3 separate regions of the Homo sapiens genome follow, and regions 1 and 2 are each linked to region 3. A link is a contact called in ENCODE Hi-C data. All regions are on one chromosome and are shown on one strand. Each heading gives the region's core, a stretch centred on a gene start or an enhancer-like site at or near the end of the contact. The rest is flanking DNA. Distances are from core to core; before and after follow the strand shown.

What was found. Hi-C counts contacts between places; a loop is a spot of excess contacts on that map. Pooled maps may share reads with other maps.
Region 1: a loop to region 3 is called in a pooled map, with 6 times the contacts of the local background. The contact joins the promoter of DHX57 here to the promoter of THUMPD2 in region 3. A Hi-C loop is called at or near these places in 4 of 50 pooled maps.
Region 2: a pooled map shows a loop between it and region 3 (4-fold over the local background). The contact joins the promoter of SLC8A1 here to the promoter of THUMPD2 in region 3. A Hi-C loop is called at or near these places in 6 of 50 pooled maps.

What each region holds. Positions count from the first base shown.
Region 1 is chr2:38,874,313-38,877,248 of GRCh38, forward strand. It overlaps DHX57 (DExH-box helicase 57), which reads right to left and starts at 1,622. Exons shown (of 24, transcript NM_198963.3): 1 at 1,475-1,622. MORN2 (MORN repeat containing 2) reads left to right here and starts at 1,664. Exons shown (of 5, transcript NM_001145450.3): 1 at 1,664-1,798. The coding sequence starts at 1,741. RefSeq lists an enhancer at 831-1,815.
Region 2 is chr2:40,450,439-40,453,832 of GRCh38, forward strand. It overlaps SLC8A1 (solute carrier family 8 member A1), which reads right to left and starts at 1,652. Exons shown (of 11, transcript NM_021097.5): 1 at 1,466-1,652.
Region 3 is chr2:39,777,455-39,780,702 of GRCh38, forward strand. THUMPD2 (THUMP domain 2 tRNA and snRNA guanosine methyltransferase) reads right to left here and starts at 1,804. Exons shown (of 10, transcript NM_025264.5): 1 at 1,660-1,804. The coding sequence starts at 1,785.

The DNA.
Region 1 (2,936 bases), core at 372-2,871, 900 kb before region 3:
ACTCCTGAGCTCAAGCAATCGTCTCACCTTGGCCTCCCAAAGTGCTGAGATTACCGGCATGAGCCACTGTGCCTAGTTGAAATACTGTATTTTTTTTTTTTTTTTTTTTTTTTTTGAGACAGAGTCTCACTCTGTCGCCCAGGCTGGAGTGCACTGGCGCAGTCTCAGCTCACTGCAACCTCCACCTCCCGGGTTCACGCCATTCTCCTGCCTCAGCCTCCTGAGTAGCTGGGACTACAGGCACCCGCCACCATGCCCGGCTAATTTTTTGTATTTTTAGTAGAGACAGGGTTTCACCGTGTTAGCCAGGATGGTCTCGATCTCCTGACCTCGTGATCCGCCCGCCTCGGCCTCCCACAGTGCTGGGATTACAGGCGTGAGCCACCGCGCCCGACCTGAAATACTGTATTTTCAATCTGTGTTGGGTTGGGAAAAATCCACCTGTAAGTGGAGCCGGGTAGTTCATACCCATGTTGTTCAAACGTCAACTTTACTCACAAAAATGTAGAGTCATTAAAATCTTAACAGGCAAGAAAAATAACAGGTCAAACTGAATTCTGTAAGGTTGTGCACCAATAATTACCTATTATTTCTAAAATTTAGGGAAATGAAATAACAAATCAGTTAGATTAGAACTTCATCTCAAAAACCATGCAGCCCAGGTAAATTTGTGTACTGAGAAACATTAGGAAAAAGCAAGAGGATACTTACGCTGAATCAAAACAAGTTGTCTCACACCAACCCAGAAAATGTTACTTTTACAACTAGATCTGAGATATGCGCTTAACATTTTAAACGAAGATTTACTGACTGTAATGGTGTCCAATACCACTCTCCCAGAGTTTTCAAGGGAATAGGAATTAGGTTGTATAATCCACGTGGTTAGATTCCACTATCTATTCCATCTAGCCCGGGAAGACTCCAACTATCTTTCTTCACCATGGATACAGGGACCTAAGTTTGGCTGTAAGAGTATTCTTTGTTTGATAGCCAAGGCACTGAAAAGTGACTACACACTACTCTCCTCCCAGGCAGATCTCTGACTGATCACAATATATCCAGCTCCATCCAGATATCCAGATCTCGTATCCTTTTTCGAACTCACATCGTCCCCACCCTTCTCCCCAAAAAAGCCACACAGACGGAGTCAGAGAACGGAGCCTGATCCCTTCAATCAACCCCTTAGCCTGCTCCAAGACTGAATTTCACGCCCCGCCCCCCCCGGCCCCAACCTGCAGTTTGAGCGTGGACAACCTCAGCGGCAGAGCCCGCCTTGGTTCGGTATCAGGGCCTGGGATCCTGCTGGTCCAGATTCACCGGCCCCAGGCAGACTGGATGAAACACACTGGGCCGCGATGCTCGTCAGATCCCGACCACTCCTGGAGCAGGAGGCGGCAGACACACTGACAAACAGGGTGACGCGCACACCGTGCGCACAACGCGCATCACTTGTCCGCAGAAGTGGAAGACGTACCTGGCTCGCAGAGTTGGGTCCCGAGCCGGCTGTCGGGAGGTGCTGCCCAAGGGTCAGAGGTCCAAACTGGACTTGGCCACCCTCACGATTCTCACTTGGAGCAGCCCTGCGGTGGCCCAGCTGCAGCGGCACAGTCCCGGCGCCTTCTGATTGGCTCAGCTACAGCCCCTCGCGTATTCGCTTCCGGGTGAGAGGTGCCCGGTCGCCCCAGCAACCAAGTCGCACCTGGAGCTGTCCTAGCGCCTAGTTCTCTCCCGGCCGCAGAGCTGGCCGCCCAGGGGGAGTCGCAGAGTTTGGAAGATCTCTCTAACACCTCTCGGCCAAGTGAGTGTCCCTCCTCCTAACGACCCGGGCAGAGAAGAGCTCCTTTAAGTCGAACTAGCGTGGAGTCAGAACCTGCTTGGCTCCCGGTAACTCCTGTGGGGGTGTGATATATTTCCTGACCGTCTAGCCGAGGGGCACGGGGGAACCCCTGGTCTGGGAATCTAGCTCTGATTCTGTTGTTAATTCGCTGTTGAGACACCCGAGGCGCGTGCCAACCTCCCTGGGCCTCAGTTTCCGCTATGGTGCCGGGTGGTCTCTGTGAGGTTCCCTCTAGCTCTGACGTTCCCAAGTTTCGAATGTAGAACATTTTAGCGGCAATTGAAAACAGTCCAGTTTCTGATATGATTACGTTTAATGCTCTGCTTCATAGGCACTTAACGATTCCTTCCGAAGTGCCCTTCATTCACTAGACGTTCTGTTACTATTAGTACTAAACACGGAGTCGGACAGTGGGGTGAGAAGAGATTTGACTAATCTGCCATCCGTGTCCTGGAGGAACTGGGTGGGATAGGGGATCCCGATACAAAAGCATGGTTTTAATAGAACCTTAAGTACTACAGTAGGAATAGGCCCAGAGTGCCGTGGGGGTTCCTGAAGGAGTCTGAGGTTGACAAGTAATGAGAAGAAAGGCTTTGTGGGAGAGCTCATACCTGAGCTGGGGCTACAAGAATACAATAGCTAATATTTACAGAGTTTAGACACTGGGCTAAGTGCTTTAACTAGATTAGCTCATTTACTTGATTTGCCCCATCTAAGGATGAGGAAACTGAGGCATAAGATAATTATTTGTCCAAGGTCAGAGAAAATGGTGGAGTCTGGATGCAAAGGTAGGTAGTCCGATGCCAGAGCATGAACCCCTAACTACTACACTCTATTTTGCCAACTCTTGAGGATGAATAGCAGTTAACCAGGTAAAGAAGAGAAGGGTGTTCCACCCAGAGTACGGCATGGCATCTGTGGGAAACTACAAGCAGATCTGGTAATCTAGTTAGTTATCATTAGTTAAACACTTAGAAAGTAGCTCTGACGCCTGTAGTTCCAGCTACTTGGGAGGCTGAGGCAGGAGAATGGCGTGAACCCGGGAGGCGGAGGTTGCAGTGAGACGAGATCAAGCCACTGCACTCCAGCCTGGGCGACA
Region 2 (3,394 bases), core at 402-2,901, 670 kb after region 3:
CTCTTTCCCTTGGGAAATCTTCGCACAAGTCTCAGATTGTGCATGTTCAACTGCTCATATCTGGAGATACTCCAGCAATGCCTTTAACCAGATCTGATCAGAAATCTCCACCTACTCAGCTAGAGGCTCCTCCATGATCAGGACGCTTGTACTGTCTTCACCACATCTGTCATTTTTTAAAAAGCTTCTTCCACTACACCTCCCACTGATATCCTTTTTTTCTCTTTTTAGTCTTTACACCTCCAGCAGGACAAAGTTTGTATTGTTATATTCACAACCACTAGTAGCTGACTAGCAGGAGAGAGAGAGAGCGGCTTCAGGAGAGCCAGGTTCGGGGGCTTCAAAAGGATACCTAGCGCAAAGCATGACTTTCCAATGACTGCGTACAACATGCACATTGCTCTCTTCTAAAAATGCTTTGTTAAATTTCATCACCCCTGTTCTCAACTCAACCACTACCACTTTGGAGAGGGAAATACAAATTGCCAGCCCAAGCCATTCATCAAACAGCAACAGAATCCACGGGGTGGTGGGGGGGATAGAGAAGAGGCGGGGGTGATGCAGGGGGTGGATTTAAAGAATCAAGGATGCACACGTACTGTATTTTCAAGAGCATCGCCTGGGCGGATTTGGTTTCTTTGGCCGGCTGTCCAGCTATAAGACCGCCCTCTTCTTCATTAAGGAGGAGCCAAAAAGGATATCTTCACATCTCAGAACACAGACCATTTCCCCCAAGAGCCAGCAAAGCTCCAGAGGCAGAGAATGCAGCTGCAAAGTTCCCTTCCAATCTCTTGGGGAAAGATGCCTGTGTGTGCAGAATCCCCAAAGCACACCACGGCACAGTGCCCAGAGACGTGGACCCCGCAGCCCACTCCCTGCTACCCCCTACATTTCTTCCTCGTCTGTCTCTGCCCCGCCACACCTCCCTCCTCTCCGCAGTCCGTGGTGAATGAGCACCCAACGCCCGCTGGAAAACAGGGGGCTCGGAAATGTGGCCTTGGGGAAAGACCCCAGGGATTACCGGAAGGAGGGATGTCCGCGGAGAAGAGTCCAGTGGGTGGGGACGCCTGGATCCCCAGCAGCTCTGCATTCGGGGTGGACTTAGCTCTTCGCGCCCTGAATCCTCAGAGCCCAGCGCGGTGCAGGGTGCAGCATCTCTCCTTAGCAGCCCTTTCTTCCTCCGGCAGCCTGCACTGGCAGGCAGGCAGGCACCCTCACGCCCAGACGCACCAGCCCGAGCAATTTCACTCTGGGAAGCGCGGACACCCAGAAAAATGTGCAGGCGCGCACACACCACATCACACACACACACACACACACACACACACACACACACACACACACACAAATTTAGAAGCCGCTCGTTTGCCAAAGCAGAGGGAAGTGTAGCCTTATGAGCAGCAAATGGAAAATAGTTCTTGGTCTCTGACTAAATGCCTTCTGCCTGTCCATCATAAGATCCTACCTGGTTTGGGGAGTGTGAATGGATTCTTCCTCCGTTCCTCCACGCTAGTAGAAAATACGGCGCACTCCCTCCTTTTAAACAGCTCCCGATCAGGAAGAGGTCGCTCCCATCTTCTGTGGGAAGCACAAAGCAGGCGGCGGCGGCGGGCTGACTACCGTGCAGCGCCGGCGCGAGCGGGAGCCGCGGCAGCGGGCAGCGGTGCGCGCGGGCGGGAGGCAGGCGCGGAGGCCGGGAGGCTGGGAGGGCCGGGGCCCGGGCGCGCGCGCGCTCCCCCTCCCTCCCGCGCACACTCGCCCGCCCGCCGCCCGCAGCCTCGCACTCGCTCACACGCGCGCTCGGCCCCGCGGCTGCCGGGCGCCCCGGGGCCCCCTGCGCGCCCCTTGGGCTCCCCAGGCGATCGCGTCGGGGCAAAGCCGGCGCGTTTCTGGAGCACCGAGCGGGTGGGGAGCCCTTCCAGCCTCCCAGCCTCTGCCGGCGAGCAGCTTTTTCGATTTCCTGCCGGCTCTCGGCCCCGCAGTGCGTTGTGGCCGCGCGCTAGCGCTGTCTCTCGCACCCAGCCCATCGATGACACGCGCACACAGGCGCTGCAACTTTTCTTTTGAACCCTCTTCTTCTCTTCCGCAGACAGAACCCTGACCCCCAATTCGCCTACCCGTTTCTCACCTCTGACTTTGTTAATCCAACTATCTTTCTTCCCTCACTTCCTGCCCTTCTGCTAAAGGAAGCTTTCTTTTAGCAAAAGGATCTGGGCATATATCAATGATTTTTTTTTTAATCCTCACCCTGTGTTTTTCTACGTATCAGATATGCACAACTATACGTTGGCTACTAGATGCTGACACAAGCAAACAGAGATATTCGGGGGAGGGTGTCCCCCGGCCAAGAACTGGGACAGAGTCTCTGTGTTGGTATTTCCCTCAAAGATGCGTTTCACCTGGGAATAAAGACCCAGAGTCTGTTTCGTGTGAAAGGCGTGCTGGTTTTAAACTACAGTGAGGAGTAAAAGCCGAGCATTAAGGTTGAGTGGGAAAAAACCTAATGCAGCAATCGACGAACCATTCTTTGCCCTTTCCAAGAGAAGCATTATCATTGCCAATAAATCACTTTCCTCATAATTAATAAAGGAACACTGCACCAGGCCTTTCCTCTCTTGACAGCTCATTCATTCTTACAAACCCTTAATGACTTCACGTGGTGAAAGGCTAGACCTACTGTGGAGTTCACTAGCTTCCAAACCTGGCTGCGCATCACACACACCTGGGAATGTAGTCAGATGCTGTAGAATCTGAGGCCGAATCTGATGCAGACTCTCCCGTTGTAGGTCTCAAATGGGGCTCCAAATTAGTATTTTTAAAACACCAGTTGCTATCGGCCACTGGTGTCGTTTGCCAAGGTGTGTGGGGGGGTCAGGAGCAGCTACTTGGGGAAGGTGGGAGAAGGAGGGACCTGCAGAGCACAAGGCAGAAAGTTAGTTTTTTTTCGTGGAGACGTCCCCCCATACTTACAGTGCAACCAGGGCAGTCACCACGACTGATAGATTCTGACTCCAGGAACCTCAGTTTGCCTCCGCAACAAAGAGGGGGCGGAATGGAAGAAATAGCCTCTTCTGCCCCTGTGCCAGTGGCTCTCAACCCTCCTTGCACCTCAGAATCTCCTGGGCCGTTTTTAAAAATCCCAGTGCTTAGGCCACACCCCCAAACTGATTAACTTTGACTCTCTGCAGGTGGGCCCCAGACAGCCTTAATTTGTTTTTAAGATGCCTGGTTGATTCCTATGTGCAATGAAGGTTGAGAACCACTGCTCTAGGCCAATACTCCTCAAACATGAATGTGAGTATGAATCACATGGGGATTGCAGATTCTTTTTCAATAGACCTGGAGCAGGCCTGGGGTAGGCAAGTGTTGAAGTGATGCTGAGGCCGTCTGAATG
Region 3 (3,248 bases), core at 554-3,053:
GTCCCAATTTTCTCTTTTTTTGGTAAAATATGGAGGTAAAAGTCTATCAGATAGGAGTCTTTTGAGGATTAAATCATAACATGCACATAACTTGTCTAACATTTTAAGTGTTTAATAAATGTTAGTTGTCATCACTGTTATTTCAGGATTGCCTTAACTTTGAGAGTTCACTTTGTATCAGAGCAACTTGGGTGGAATTTCAGAGATTATTTGTTCAGATCCCATTTCCAGACCTATCTATCTTTCAAACATACAAGAGCAGAATATGGAAATTCCCAAATCTACTGGCATTTAATTACTCCCACTGTCAAAAAGTTTTCCCTGTATTTAATTGAATTTTCTTCCTGGTAATAAAGTTTTCCCCATTTCATTTGTCTTTAGAGAAGATGGAGAACAAGCAGAGAGTCTTTCCTTTTTCTAATAATCCTACATATTAATTGGGCCAAGCTCTCTCTCTCTTTCATACCAAGCACTCTAAGTTAGCATTTAAAAAAACAAGCCAGCGCACCCCTATGTCATGGTCATATAGTGGGCCTGGTTTGAACATGATTATATACTCATTCTTGATTTCCCAGCTCGGGTTTGAATCCCATCTTTGCGATTTTCTAGTTGCATGACTTGAATAAATTCTCGGACTTACCTGTGCTTCATTTTTCTCATCTGTTAAATGTGGAACACCTACCTTATAGGGCTGTTGTGAAAAGTACGCAAATAAATATAGGGTAAAGATCTAAGAACATGTGCCTGACACATATTAAATGTTCAATAAATGTCAGTAGTTATTATATATTGATGCTTTTTAAGATTAGCTACATTCAATACTCTATTAAATTCTGTGACCCAAAACACAAGTGGCAGGTAGTCTAACAAAACTGACATAATTCTTCACGACTCCAACCTTTCACTGCAGAAACTCCTTTTGTGGGCTTCCCACACTGTAGGAGCTGCCAGGGTGGAGGGGTTAATTTCATTTAGGAAGCTCTCCTTTTCCAAGAGTACATCACTCACAGTGTCCCATACACCCCATCAAGATACCTTTTCTATTATACCTTCATCCCCTACTTTCAAGAAACCAGTTTTCAACATTCTAAAACCTAAACCGATGCTTAAAACCTTGTTCATTTCACAGAAATCAATAACAGATAACTATGAGGCCTGCAAGAGTATATTATTTTTCTGGCTGCTATTTACTGCGTGTTTAAAGTGTACTTTGCATACGCTATATAATTTAATTCTCACAACAATCCTATGTAGTCAAATACAATCACTGTCAAGAAACTAACAAAAAGTCAGGTAACTGAACTTGGAGATTATGTTTGCATTTAAAGAGCGAAGGGTTCTAACTCTGACAGGCCAGATTCTAATTACAGGCACTACTTACTACTTTAAAGAATCCAGGAAATAACTTGCCTCAACACCTCTCTTAAAAACTTGAGCCCTGAGAAGTGAGGAACTGGATTTGCTATACAAGGAAAGAAAGGAATGGTGGCTTCTCTCGGCCGGAGCGGAAGCGCCTGCCAGTCAACCTCGGGGGTCGGCGACCGTCGCGTGGAACAGAGAGGGGCGCCAGCGACGCTTTCCCGCGTCCACGACTGGGGTGGGCAACAGGGCAGGGACAGGGCCGCCCACCTCCCCAGGCGCGCAGCGAGGCCAACTCACCTGCGTGGCCGCCAGCCGCGCCCGCACCTCTCGCATTACGAACGGCTCCAGGCCGCGACCCGCAGTGCAGAAGAATCGGGCGCCAGCCTCAGGCCCGGACCCTGGCTCTCCACGCGCCTCCGACATGGCGGCTCAGGCGCGCCCTCGCGCCTTCGGGTCACGTGGCCTCGGGCGCGAGCGGCTCGCTCCTGGAGGCGGCGCGCAGGGGCGTGTGATGCCAAAGGGGAGAGGGAGAGGGAGAGGGAGAGGGGGAGGGGGAGAGGGAGGGGGAAGGAGAGGGTGAGAGAGACGGAGAGCCTGGGAGGGTCGCATCAGCCCTCTGTGGCCCCTATGGGTCTTCCTGGTTGACCATCTGTCCCCTCCTTGATTAGGCACCAGAATGGGTTAGAATCACAGGTGGAAGGGTTAGAATTGATAATTCAGTCCAGTTGCCTTATTTTGTAGATTGAGGAAATTAATGCCCAGAGAGGTCAAGAGACAGCGAGTTAGCAGCACAGCTGAGGCTGGAGCCTAGATTTCTCCCTATCTAACATAATGCCTTTTCCTCCATTCCTCCCAACTCCGTCCTCTTCCTGTCCTTCATTCCTCTCCTCTACTCTTCTCATAGAAGGAGCCCTGGTCTGTTTTCACAAAGAATCGGGCCAAACGTTGGAATCTCCAGGACGGAGAGCAGAAGTTCCTGTTCTCTAACAAACGTCTGCGTTCTGAAACAGCTCATATTTCTTGCACTACTTAGTTAACCATCCAGCCATAGATGAATCAATGTGCCATCTAGTTTTGGGCACCTGATTTGAATGGTTCTCCTAACGGTATTTGAAGGCATTTTTCTAAACTCTGAATTTTAAAATGGAAATGAAAATATTACTTGGGAAGCATAGACAGAATCCATGTTACAAGATAAACAGCGTGAAATTAGCTCTGTAGCTGTATATTGAGTCAGTTATACAGAAATGATAAATGCATGTGTGTCTCTGACAAGGGGCTGTCCTGTGCTTCAGAATGGGATGTTAAGGTGAAGAACTGATACTCCCTCACCTCCCCCGACACTCCCACACACACCCCCGCCCCCACCCAGCTCATGCTCTACTGGGCCGTACAGTAAAAATTCTTCATGGAGTCACATAACATGAGCTTTTCCAAGGTTCAGTCCTAAGACTCTTCTGATGCTGCTTTTTATTTTTTATTTTTTGCGACAGGGTCTCCCTCTGTCGCCCAGGCTGGAGCGCAGTGACGTGATCTTGGCTCACTGCAGCCTCCACCTCCTGAGCTCCAGTAATCCTCCCACCTCAGCCTGTCCAGTAGCTGGGACCACAGGCAAGCCCCACCACACCGGGCTAATTTTTGTATTTTTTGTAGAGAAGGGGTTTCACCATGTTGGCCAGGCTGGTCTCGAACTCCTGAGATCAAGCGATCCGCCTGCCTCGGCCTCCCAAAGTGCTGGGATTACAGGCACCCAGCCCTCACACACTACCGTTTTGATGAATTCTTTTCTTGCCCTCAGACACATGTTTTCCTTTTCTGGGCTACTGCCGTAGTTCATTTTAACTTCTCTATACTTTGGGGTTCTGACTGTCAAGTCTGTCTGGGGA